Linked DNA regions of Homo sapiens: region 2 is linked to region 1. A link is a loop called in an ENCODE intact Hi-C map of the cell type or tissue named here. Cell type or tissue: heart left ventricle. All regions are shown on one strand. Each heading gives the region's core, and the rest is flanking DNA. Links, peaks and the distances in the headings are about the cores only.

Evidence for each region. Peaks named below come from ENCODE experiments on the same cell type or tissue, not always from the same donor. Only the 100,000 strongest peaks of a DNase experiment are listed, where the experiment ranks them.
Region 2: it touches region 1 in a loop (3-fold over the local background); 3 of 110 quality-filtered maps call a loop at or near these places.

Annotation. Positions count from the first base shown.
Region 1 is chr2:141,202,046-141,208,005 of GRCh38, reverse strand. All of the region lies in intron 6 of LRP1B (LDL receptor related protein 1B), which reads left to right. Among named protein-coding and RNA genes, the nearest start is that of MIR7157, 620 kb to the right of the region's middle. In heart left ventricle, for the core only: no CTCF peak of the experiment used is centred there; no DNase peak of the experiment used is centred there; H3K27ac peaks cover 576 bases.
Region 2 is chr2:141,011,578-141,017,537 of GRCh38, reverse strand. It overlaps LRP1B (LDL receptor related protein 1B), which reads left to right. Exons shown (of 91, transcript NM_018557.3): 13 at 1,623-1,842; 14 at 3,793-3,982. Among named protein-coding and RNA genes, the nearest start is that of MIR7157, 430 kb to the right of the region's middle. In heart left ventricle, for the core only: no CTCF peak of the experiment used is centred there; no DNase peak of the experiment used is centred there; H3K27ac peaks cover 1,231 bases.

The DNA.
Region 1 (5,960 bases), core at 564-5,563:
AAATAAATCTGTTTTAAATCATGCTTCCCAAGGCGGACACGGCGGCTCACGCCTGTAATCCTAGCACTTTGGGAGACTGAGGTGGGTGGATCATCTGAGGTCAGAAGTTCAAGATCAGCCTGGTCAAAATGGTAAAACCCCATCTTTACTAAATATACAAAAATAAGCCAGGCGTGGTGGCGGGTGCCTGTAATCCCAGCTACTCGGGAGGCTGAGGCAGGAGAATTGCTTGAACCGGGGAGGCAGAGGTTGCAGTGAGCTGAGATTGCACCATTGCGCTCCAGTCTGGGCAACAAGAGTGAAACTTCATCTCAAAAACAAAAACAAAAACAAAAACAAAAACAAAAACATGCTCCCCACATGTGCTAGAGAATATTAATTGTTAGTCTTAAATGCTTCACACACACAAAATATTATTTCCATAACTAAAGAAGCTTCTATTTTAGATTTTTATGTTGTTGGTAAATACCATTTTGCTTACTGAAAACAATAACAGCAACAAAGAAACCTTTATAGAATTCCATTGTGACTTGATAGAATATTTCAGCTTATATGAACCAGTAAGAATAATTCATTACCATATGAAATACCTCACTTGGCCTTAAGACTTAGTTTGGTATTTTATATTGTTTGAAAATATATGGATTATTTGTTTGGAGTTGTGAGAGGTAGACAAAATCAAAATTATTTTAAAGTCTGTAATTTATCTTTATAGAATATTCATAGTGTCTGAGAGAATAATTTTTCTAATGTCGATATGTCAGTCTAGGTTGTGTACAAGGAACAGAAACCTCACCACTTAAATCAGGAAGTGGTTTAATATAGCATGCTCTTAAAATTGTTAAATGAGATAAGGGAAAGAATTTTAGAATGTGCCTTTGGAAATGACACCCAGAACGACATAAAATTTAAGGACTCCTATTTCTGTGGTCTTTATCAAAATTGTGCTTAAATCAAGAACCCACTACTACTGCTTCAGTTGACTCTGAATACGCTGGAAACTTGAAATTGTGCACCCACAGCTGCAATCCAAGAATTAGAAGGGCTTGTGCTGAAGCCATGCCATTATTGTTATGACACACACTACTTCTTGTCACCCAGGAAGCTGGATGATGGACTCTGAAACACAACTCCAAGTAAATGTCTTACTACCAACAATCATGCTTGCCAGTTGAAAAAGTTAAAATTAGCAGGAAGATAGCCTCACTCTCACTTCTGCTTGCCAATTTCTGAATGCACTTTGATTAGCATGCAGAACCTTAGTTACAAGTTTGTGTGGAAAAGATAGTTTTAAGCTTTCCAATCACCTCAAATGGACAGAGGATGGAATGAGGCTGAAAGAGCCAATCCAGGGTGCCCACTACAATTGTTTTTGGTGTTCTTTGTTTAGAAATAGTGGCGATTCTTTATTTTTTTTTTGAGACGGAGTCTTGCTCTGTCGCCCAGGCTGGAGTGCAGTGGCACGATCTCGGCTCACTGCAAGCTCCGCCTCCTGTATTTACGCCGTTCTCCCCTGCCTCAGCCTCCCGAGTAGCTGGGACTACAGGCGCCCGCCACCACGCCTGGCTAATTTTTTTTTTGCATTTTTAGTAGAGACGGGGTTTCACCGTGTTAGCCAGGATGGTCTCGATCTGCTGACCTCATGATCTGCCCGCCTCGGCCTTCCAAAGTGCTGGGATTACAGGCGTGAGCCACCGCGCCCGGCAATTCGTTCTTAATAGAAGTTCCTTACCCTAGGTACTTATGAGGACAGTAAAACCAGCATAGGAAATGGTTGTTACTATGTTTTGTCGTCTTTTGGGAATCTTAAAAACAGTTTTCTTGGTGATCTGGCTTCCTGGTTGTGCGTGTGTGTGTGTGTGTGTGTGTGTGTGAATAGTACACTTCCTCACATTATTTTTATTCACAGTTATGTCATAGTATGGTTTTGACAATTTCATATCTTTCCTTGGCATCACCAATTCACTTAAAAGACTCCCATATTTTCTCCAAGGTGCCTCATTAGGCCCAGTCTATGGTTTGCTCCTCTCAAGTGATTTCAGAAACTCCTCAAGTATTTCATCTTCTTTCATGGCTATCAAAGAACGGGTCACATCTGGCAGGAAGAAAGATGGCATCATTGAATTCTGCTGACATACAAATGCAGGTTTTTAAAATAAATGATCTTTTTCTTGTTTGTCTTTTATTATCTCAAAGGGAGATATTTAGTTGTCTCCAAATTTCTGAACAGAAACCATTTCTAGTTAAATTTTTTTCAAAGACATTTGAAAAATAAGGCTTTTCTCTATCAGATGCAAGTTTTACTGTTTTACAGCTTGAGTATTTGATTTGCAAGAAGAATATACAATTGAGTAAATTAGAACTATCGTAGTTCTCTCCACAAAGATTTTGGACTTAAAGGAGTGCATTAAGTTTGCGATTACTCCTGCAAAATGCCATGGGGAATTACATCATGTACTTACATAATTTGTGAAAAAAATTTTATTGATAAAATACAGATAATAGAGGCAAAATTATTTAATATATAAATTATGCAAATAATCCTTTCAATGTTCCACCCCATTCCATGTGGAGAGCCTGAGCTTCTATTTTGGGACTCTCATTGTTATCTATCCTATGTCCATGGGATGATATGCACACAGAATTACATGGAGAGTCAAGGTAATTATTCTGATAAACTCAAGTTCAATCATCTCAATTTTTTCCCTCTCGAATTATACAAGTTATCAATTCTTTTTTGAACTCATATTGAATGTAGCACTTAATTTAATTTTAATCATCATATAAAGTTAGAAAATAATGGGAGGTGATTCTAGCCAGATATATAACAAACATCTAAATTTATTAGAGCTTTGTGTTGGAACTTTTACAAGAAACATTACTTTAATAATATTGATATTTTGTCTTGGTCAGAGATCAAGTGTATTACCATATGTAAACCAATGTTTTTAAAACTAGGTGATTTTCAATCTAAGATTATACCTAAGATAGGCATTGAGCTATTATGTAATGTATATGCCTCATATACATTTCTAAAATTCTTTTTTTCTTTTTCCTTTTTTTTTATCTGAGACAGAGTCTTGCTCTGTCACCCAGGCTAGGGTGCAGTGCCATGATCTTGGCTCACTGCAAACCCCACCTCTTGGGTTCAAGAGATTCTCCTGCCTCAGCCTCCCAAATAGTTGGGATTACAGGCACCTGCCACCGCACCTGGCTAATTTTTGTATTTTTAGTAGAGACGGGGTTTCACCATCTTGGCCAGCTGGTCTCGAACTCCTGACCTTGTGATCCACCCACCTTGGCCTCCCAAAGTGTCATCTCTTACATTCTTATAAATATGAATTATTTTCAGAACTTACTGTTGGCAATTATTATGTATAAATTTCAATATGAGTACATATTTTATAGTTCTCCTTTCCTCATCTCAAACATGTAAGTACATTTCTTTCTTGGTATACACATCTGAAGTGCTATGGGGTAAATCTCTCAGGAAAATAACACCCCAATTTCTATTTGGACTAGTCCTAGGCTACCTTTGGAAGTGAAGTATCTGAGGTGGAGGACCATAAACTGGCCATTGCAGGACCATCCCAAATCCGGATTTCTCTCATATCATTCCCCAATTCACAGATGTTCTAACAACTTTCAGGATGCCTCAGTGTTATTCCTGGAAGTAATTTCTACCCATGTCAAACAAATTAAACAAGTCATTTGGTGATTGGTTTTGATTGTTGGACTTGATTCTTGAAAAAACAGCAATCAAAGGCACTTATTGATTTTTATAATTTATGTCTCCAAGAACTTGTGCCATTTTATGACCATTATGTAATTAATTTTGACAAATCAAGTGAGTTTAATATCTAAAATGTTTGTCCAACCTCATTAAAATTGGGCAAAGACGTTAGGGTGTCAATTTTAAATCTTTCCTGCTTTCTCTTGTGGGCATTTAATGCTATATATTTCCCTCTACACTCTGCTTTAAATGTGTCCCAGAGATTCTGGTACATTGTGTATTCATTCTCATTGGTTTCAAAGAATATCTTTATTTCTGCCTTCATTTCGTTATTTACCCAGTAGTCATTCAGGAACAGGTTTTTCAGTTTCCATGTAGTTGTGTGGTTTTGAGTGAGTTTCTTAATGCTGAGTTCTAATTTGATTGCACTGTGGTCTGAGAGACCATTTGTTATGATTTCCGTTCTTTTGCATTTGCTGAGGAGTGTGTTACTTCCAATTATGTGGTCAATTTCAGAATAAGTGTGATGAGGTGCTGAGAAGAATGTATATTCTGTTGATTTGGGGTGGAGAGTTCCATAGATGTCTATTAGGTCCACTTGGTCCAGAGCTGAGTTCAAGTCCTGAATGTATTTGTTAATTTTCTGTCTCAATCTAACATTGACAGTGGGGTGTTAAAGTCCTCCCCCCCCATTATTGTGTGGGAGTCTAAGTCTCTTTGTAGGTCTCTAAAAACTTGCTTTATGATTCTGGGTGCTCCTGTATTGGGTGCATATATATTTAGGATAGTTAGCTCTTCTTGCTGCATTGATCCCTTTACCATTATGTAATGCCCTTTATCTCTTTGATCTTTATTGCTTTAAAGTCTGTTTTATCACAGATTAGGATTGCAACTCTTTTTTTTTTTCCTTTCCATTCACTTGGTAAATATTCTTCCATCCCTTTACTTTGAGCCTATGTGTGTCTTTGCATGTGAGATGGGTCTCCTGAATACGGCACACCAATGGGTCTTGACTCTTTTTCCAATTTGCCACTCTGTGTCTTTTAATTGGGGCATATAACCTGTTTACATTTAAGGTTAATATTGTTATGTGTGAATTTGATCCTGTCATTATGATGCTATCTAGTTGTTTTCCTCCTTAGTTGATGTAGTTTCTTCATAGTGTTGATGTTCTTTACAATTTGCTATGTTTTTGCAGCGGCTGGTACCAGTTGTTCCTTTCCATGTTTAGTGCTTCCTTCAGGAACTCTTGTAAGGCAGGTCTGGTGGTGACAAAACAGAATAGAAAACCAAGTATCGCATGTTCTCACTCATAATTGGGAGTTGAACACTGACAACACATGGTCATAGGGAGGGGAGCATCACACACCAGGGCCTGTCGGGGGGTGGGGGTTAGGGGAGCAATAACGTTAGGAAAAATACCTGATGTAGGTGACGGGTTGATGGGTGCAGCAAACATGTATACCTATGTAATAAAACTGCACGTTCTGCATATGTACCCCAGAATGGAAAATGTAATAAAAAAATTGGGCAAAAACATGAACAGACATTTCTCAAAAAAGATGTAACGTGTGGCCAACAAACATGAAAGAGTTCAACATCACTGACCACCAGAGAAATGCAAATCAAAACCCCAATAAGATACCATCTCACATCAGTCAGAATGGCTATTATTAAAAAGACAAAAAATAACATACGCTGGCGAGGTTGCAGAGAAAAAAAGGAACACTCATACACTGTTGGTGGGAGTGTTAATTAGTTCAACCATTGTGGAAAGCAATGTGGCAATTCCTCAAAGAGCTAAAAGCAGAACTACCATTCGACCCAGCAATCCCGTTACTGGGTATATACCCAGAAGAATATAAATCATTCTACCATAAAGACACATGCACGTGTATGTTAATTGCAGAACTATTCACAATAGCAAAGATGTGGAATCAACCTTAATGCTTATCAATTGTAGACTAGATACGGAAAATATAGTACATATCACCAAAGAAAACTATGCAGCCACAAAAACAAAACAAAAAACCAAGATCATATCCTTTGCAGTAACATGGATGGAGCTGGAGTTCTCAGTCACAAGTGGGAGCTGAATGATAACACATGGACGCATGAGGTGGGGGCAACAACACACTGAGGCCTGTCAGGGATGGGTGTGGGGGAGAGCATCAGGAAGAATAGCTAGTGGATGCTGGGCTTAATATCTAGGTGATGGAATGATCTG
Region 2 (5,960 bases), core at 650-5,649, 190 kb after region 1:
AAATAGTAAAATATGCAGTATATTTAGAATATCCAGATTTATCTCTGTCTCGTGTGTGCGTGTGTGTGTTTCTGTATACACAGGCACATGTATGTGTGATTTGAGTCACAGAAAAAAAAAACATGTTGCCATGATCAAAAGGAGAAGCTATAGGGTAAGATAACTGCAATATTAATGTTATAAATGAACAAAAATAAAACCGTATTGATTAACTGTATATAAGAAAATTTCAGGAAAATATCAATAGAGATGAAAAGATTGCATATTTCACTTTTATATAGTTAATTTATATAGCTGATGTCAAGTAGTTATACCTAACTACATAGAATTACAGCAAATAGAATGACTATCCTTTTTGTTACTAAGTTGTCCCAATTAAAAAATCACTTTAAGGAATTACAAGATACAATATAGAAATATTTCCATGTTTATTTCTAGGATTAATACAATTCAACAGTCTCAATATAGTTCCTTGGGTCTAAAAAGGGCATATCAACATAACTGGAAACCGTTAAGAGAATTTAAAAAGAGCTTAATTGGTATGAAATAATGGGTAGTGTGTTCATCCTCAGTTTTCCCAAGTCTGCCAGCTTAGATCACAGTAGGATTTTTCGTCATGGTGACAGACTTTTTCCAAATGCACTTAGAAATTCTTAGGGTCTACAAAATGGGGGAGGCAGGGGATCTAATAAGGGTATTTCAAGGGTCAGCAGCTTAGCAAAGATTTGAGACTTTATAAAGTTGTATATGAGATGACTGGATTAAACCTACACTTTAATTAATAAACTCAGGAACTTTCACATGACCCTAAAACAACACATGTGGTGGGTTTTAACCTCATTCATGAGGCAAATGGAACATTAGTTCAAGACCCCCTCTCCTACTGTTAGAGCTTTACAAAAGATTTGTTTTTAAAGGCAGATGCTTTTGTTTGAGATAGACATTAAAGCTCAAAATCTCAAGGTCAGTCAACTTGCTATTACTAAACTTACGTGCAGCTAAATCATCTTCTGTAGATTTTGGGGTAATAATAAGCAGCAATAAAACATAGATGATTTGCATCAGGAAGACAAATTAGACCTAGCCAAACAAACCCAATATGACAGTGCCCTTTAGAACAAAGTCAGTCCAATTACCTGTCTTAAAGAATCATAATTCATCTGAGATTAAATAAAGTCTGGAGTAGATCATTAACTGTGCCGTGGGTTCTCATGTCAGTCAATCTGCTTTTTAATCACATAATTGATTATATACTTTTTGAAGTGGACAACATTTAAAATAGTAATGACCCAGAAAATCATTTCCTTTACTTGGTATCAACAGCCCCCAAAAATAGATATTTGGCACTTACTGTCAGGTTCATTAATGCATGAAGCCAGTAAGTGCGATAGTGGTGGTAGTTGGCTTTTCTGTAATAAGTGTAAATGCACAGTTCTACCAAACAAATCTTTGCTTTCTTTAAAACTTCACAGCTCCCCCCTCTTTGACAGATAAGCACTTAGATAGGAGGACAAATCAGAATGAAACTAGAATTTATGGAACTGCCAAATCTGAGGAAGTGTCTATACTGTGGCTGGTTGTAATAACATGTATGCATTTTTGTTGTTTTTTTAATGTCTTAGTTGGATGTATTGGACAGACTGGGAGGAAGATGAAATAGATGACAGCGTGGGAAGGATTGAGAAGGCCTGGATGGATGGATTCAATCGGCAGATTTTTGTGACTTCAAAGATGCTGTGGCCAAACGGTTTAACTCTGGACTTTCACACCAACACATTATACTGGTGTGATGCCTATTACGATCATATTGAAAAAGTATTTTTGAATGGGACTCACAGGAAGGTAAAAGACAAATGCTGCTGTTTTTAACCCACAGGCTTCTTTTTTTCACAGAGCCTTGTTGTGTTGTGTTAAAAATACTTTCAAGTTTATTTTTACTCCTCTGAGGTGGCTGCCAATAGTCTCCATGGGGTGGCTGAAGCAGGCTGAGCATTAAGTAGTGCAGCTGGCACTTGCCTCTGGGAGACCAGGCCCAGCTCACTGTGGTATGCCAGGATTTGTGGGATTTCTAAAAGCAGCTCTCAGGATATCAGAGCTGTTTTAAAATGCAGTTTTTCTACATTATTGATGAGTTTTCTATAACCAAGCAACCCCACTCTATTAAAATATGTTCAATATTTTGAGCTGAAGTTTAACATTATGTATTACGAGGAAGTAATTACATTGTATTTAGTTGAGTAAGTAACTTGGTGACATTGAAACTTAAACACATAGTAGGAATGAGCTGAACTTCCAGCTTATTGGTATGAAGAGGTATCAGTTTCCTCTTGCTTTTTTTGCTAGAGTAACTGCAAAATGATTTTGAAATTCTTAGGTAAAATTGAGGATGATGCAGTTGGCTGTGAGACAGAGGCATAGTTGACAAAACAAAACCTCTATATTTCATGTTTTAGTAATCTAATTACAAATAACACCAATAACTGACTTTAACTGTGAGTCGAACAATAGAAAAAGGGGATGTTAGAAATGACCAAAATGCTTCCTTTAAGTTACATTTCTTTTCTTTTTGGAAAGAAAACCTGCACATTTGGCTAAGCCTACTCATTATGGATTCTGTTTTAGAAAGAAATACTACACTAATCAGTTAAGACTGCTCTGTTGTTGATTGATGCTAACAATACTGTAAATATTTTCTCCAAATAAGTACAATTGGTTGGCATTGAACCTAATGTCACACACTTAACAGGTGCTAGATAAATCTTTATGCTTCCTTAGAAGATGTTGGTATGTAAACAATAAACATAATACTTTCATGGCCAGCACATTTTGGCCTACATAAAGGTGAGAAAAAAATTAAGAAACCATGTCAATTATTCAATGTATGATAATTTGGTGAGAAGAATTCAGTTAAAAGGAGCAAAATTTAAATTTATGACCCTAAATTATTTAGATAATTTTCTCAATTCTCTAATATTAAATGAAGTGAATACAAAATCTTTTTCATCTTGTATTCAGTATGTTTTTATTTATGGTAAAAGGTGAAAAAGTATTCTCATTATTGAGGTATAATTTATTCCCCTTCTAAAATCCTACATGTGAAACTGGACTTAAACTTTTATCACATGATTCCTCCATTTAAGGAACAACAAAACAATATAACTAGAATGTAAATGAATATATTAACATAATCAGAATTTAACTTGCCAGTGAGTTTTTATCTATTTACTAATAATAAATGTGTCTGTGTTTAAATTAAAATCTTTACCATCTTTTCTGCCAGATCCAAGATTTCTTCAATTTGCATTGGCTCAATTAAAGTAGGAGGATCCTTTTGACTCCCAATGCTGTTTGAACATGTTCTATTTGTTGGTTATTGGAAGAGCAATTTTGTAATACACATGATTATTCAGACTGATTTCTATCCCAGGATATGATACTGAAATATCATAAGCAAAAGGAACAGGAATGAGAGTAGGGAAAATTCATTTTAGTATTTGCATTCTTAACCGTATTTTTCGTGCCATAGATGAAAGAATTTACATTGATAAAATAGATGGTTTAATAATAAATAATAAATGGTTTAGATAAAATAGATGGTTTCCTTCAAATAGCATGCCCTAAAACAAAAAATATGCTCACATTGTGAAATCCATTTTTTAAATCTATCAGAGAAAATGAGTTAAGATATGAGATTATTATCTGTTATACTTATTGAATATCACTTTCTCTAAATATCTAGTTATGTTTCTAAAGGTCAGTTCTGATTTTTCACAATGTGTTTATATTTTACAGATTGTTTACAGTGGGAGAGAGTTGAACCACCCTTTCGGACTGTCGCATCATGGAAATTATGTGTTCTGGACTGATTATATGAATGGTTCCATTTTTCAACTAGATTTGATAACAAGTGAGGTGACATTGCTGAGGCATGAAAGACCACCCCTATTTGGGCTTCAGATTTATGATCCACGAAAGCAACAAGGTATTAAAAAACAAATTAAAATGCTTCTGAGATTCACATATAATAATACTTCACAGAAGTTATAAAAGATTTATCTTGACAGTGTTGCTAAAGTTTTATGATAAAAGATGTCAAATTCCCTCCAAAGTCAATCAAATCAGATTTTGTTATCATAGAAATTTACTTTTTGTTGTTCTAAATATCCTGAGTGATTATCCCTGGGAATTCCATATGAGTGAGGTTTAAGGTTTTCTCCAAGTATTTCCTTCTCTTCATGTGATTTTCATTGAAGAAGGCTATTAGTTATTTAAAGAAAAACAATTCTCTTAATGTTTTCAAAGCGTAAGTATTGTTAAATGTTAGAACTTCCTTAGTTTGAAAAGAAAACTACTGAAAATTGAAGATGCATTATACAAGAAAAATGTTATTTTTTAAAAGTATCTTAGTAAGTTTATAATTAGTTTCAATGTATATTTAAGGAACATGTAATTATTTTAGATGACACAAAAGTAAAACCGTCTATAACAATATTCATGTCTTCTTAAAATCAGATAATATTATTTTATGTTTTACTTGCATAAGTTATTAATACTCATTAGGACATCTACACATAGCATTACTCAGAATTTAGGTATTGAATGAAGAAAACAGTTTAGTAAATTATGTGGTAGGTTTTTTATGAGTCTAAATAGTCATTGTTCCTTTTTTTAATAGACATATCATTGTAAAAATTTAATGAGTATGTAGTTCAATACATTTAAGATGAATAAATTATATTATGAATTTCCTAACACGTATGCTATCGATTGGAAATTATCTAGCAACAGAGTTTTTGAAGATATTTCAGCTAAAACAACGATCCTAAAGCAAACTATCTCATTCAAAAGCTTCAGTTTTTTCCCACTATATTAAAATTGCTTCAATGGAATACAAATGTAATTTTATAAAATAATGGAAATGTGTACATGAGAAATATCAATAGCTGATAAAAGATAAAATTATCTTTTAGAAGAATAAAACTTAAATTATTTGGATGGCACAAGCCATAGCTATGGACAAGAAATGAGGAATAGAGATAATTGCCTGGATAGATTAAAAGGTAATATTTTATTATATTCATATAAACCCTGCACCCCTACCACACTACCATAGTTTGCCTATACTGAGCAAGAGCCCAGGCTATGAATAGAAACAGTCCTTTTCATATTCTGAAAGATCTGCTTTTCAGGATTGTAGTTCTCTCTAACTTCACAATCCAATCAATATACGATCACATTTTCCATTTCCCTTCTCTTTAGAATTGTTCCTCTTGAATGTTATTGCTGAATTTCTGTTGCCAAAGTCCATAACATTTTTACCATCTTCAGAGTTTTTAAGCTTCCAGTTGCTTTAGTGAGTTGTTTAACTAAATGCAACGTGTGTAGTGAAAAATGCCCCGGGCTTAGATCTGGGTCCTGACATCTCCTTTTAAAACTTTGGACTCATCATGAAAGATTTAAAAAAATAAGAAATACTTTCCTCATAACATTTCCATGATGGTTAAATAGCTATGTGTTATTTAAAAGCAGAACTTACATAGCACTGTGCCTGACAAACAAATTATGGTAGGTAACTTACCCCTACAATTTCTCTAATAGGAGGTATTTGTTTTTAAGGTTACCCTACATATAGGCATTTTAAATAAATATTCGATGGAATAATGTATCATAATAATATACAATGAAGTACATAACTCTGATAGAGAATATTTTTGGTGTTCTGAAAGGTGCCATTGATGTATAATAGTGCAATGTTATTCCTTAGATGGACAATGATCTTTTAAAAGTGCTTTTCCCCATTTTAATTGAAGGGACATTAAAATAAAAACTGAGCTCTGATTACTAAATTCTTTTTCAACTTTTATTGTAGAAACCATAATGTTTTGTTTACTGAGTGAATGTATTGAGAATAACTGATTGATAATTTTTATTAACTTAGGTGAATTAATAAATTGATTTGT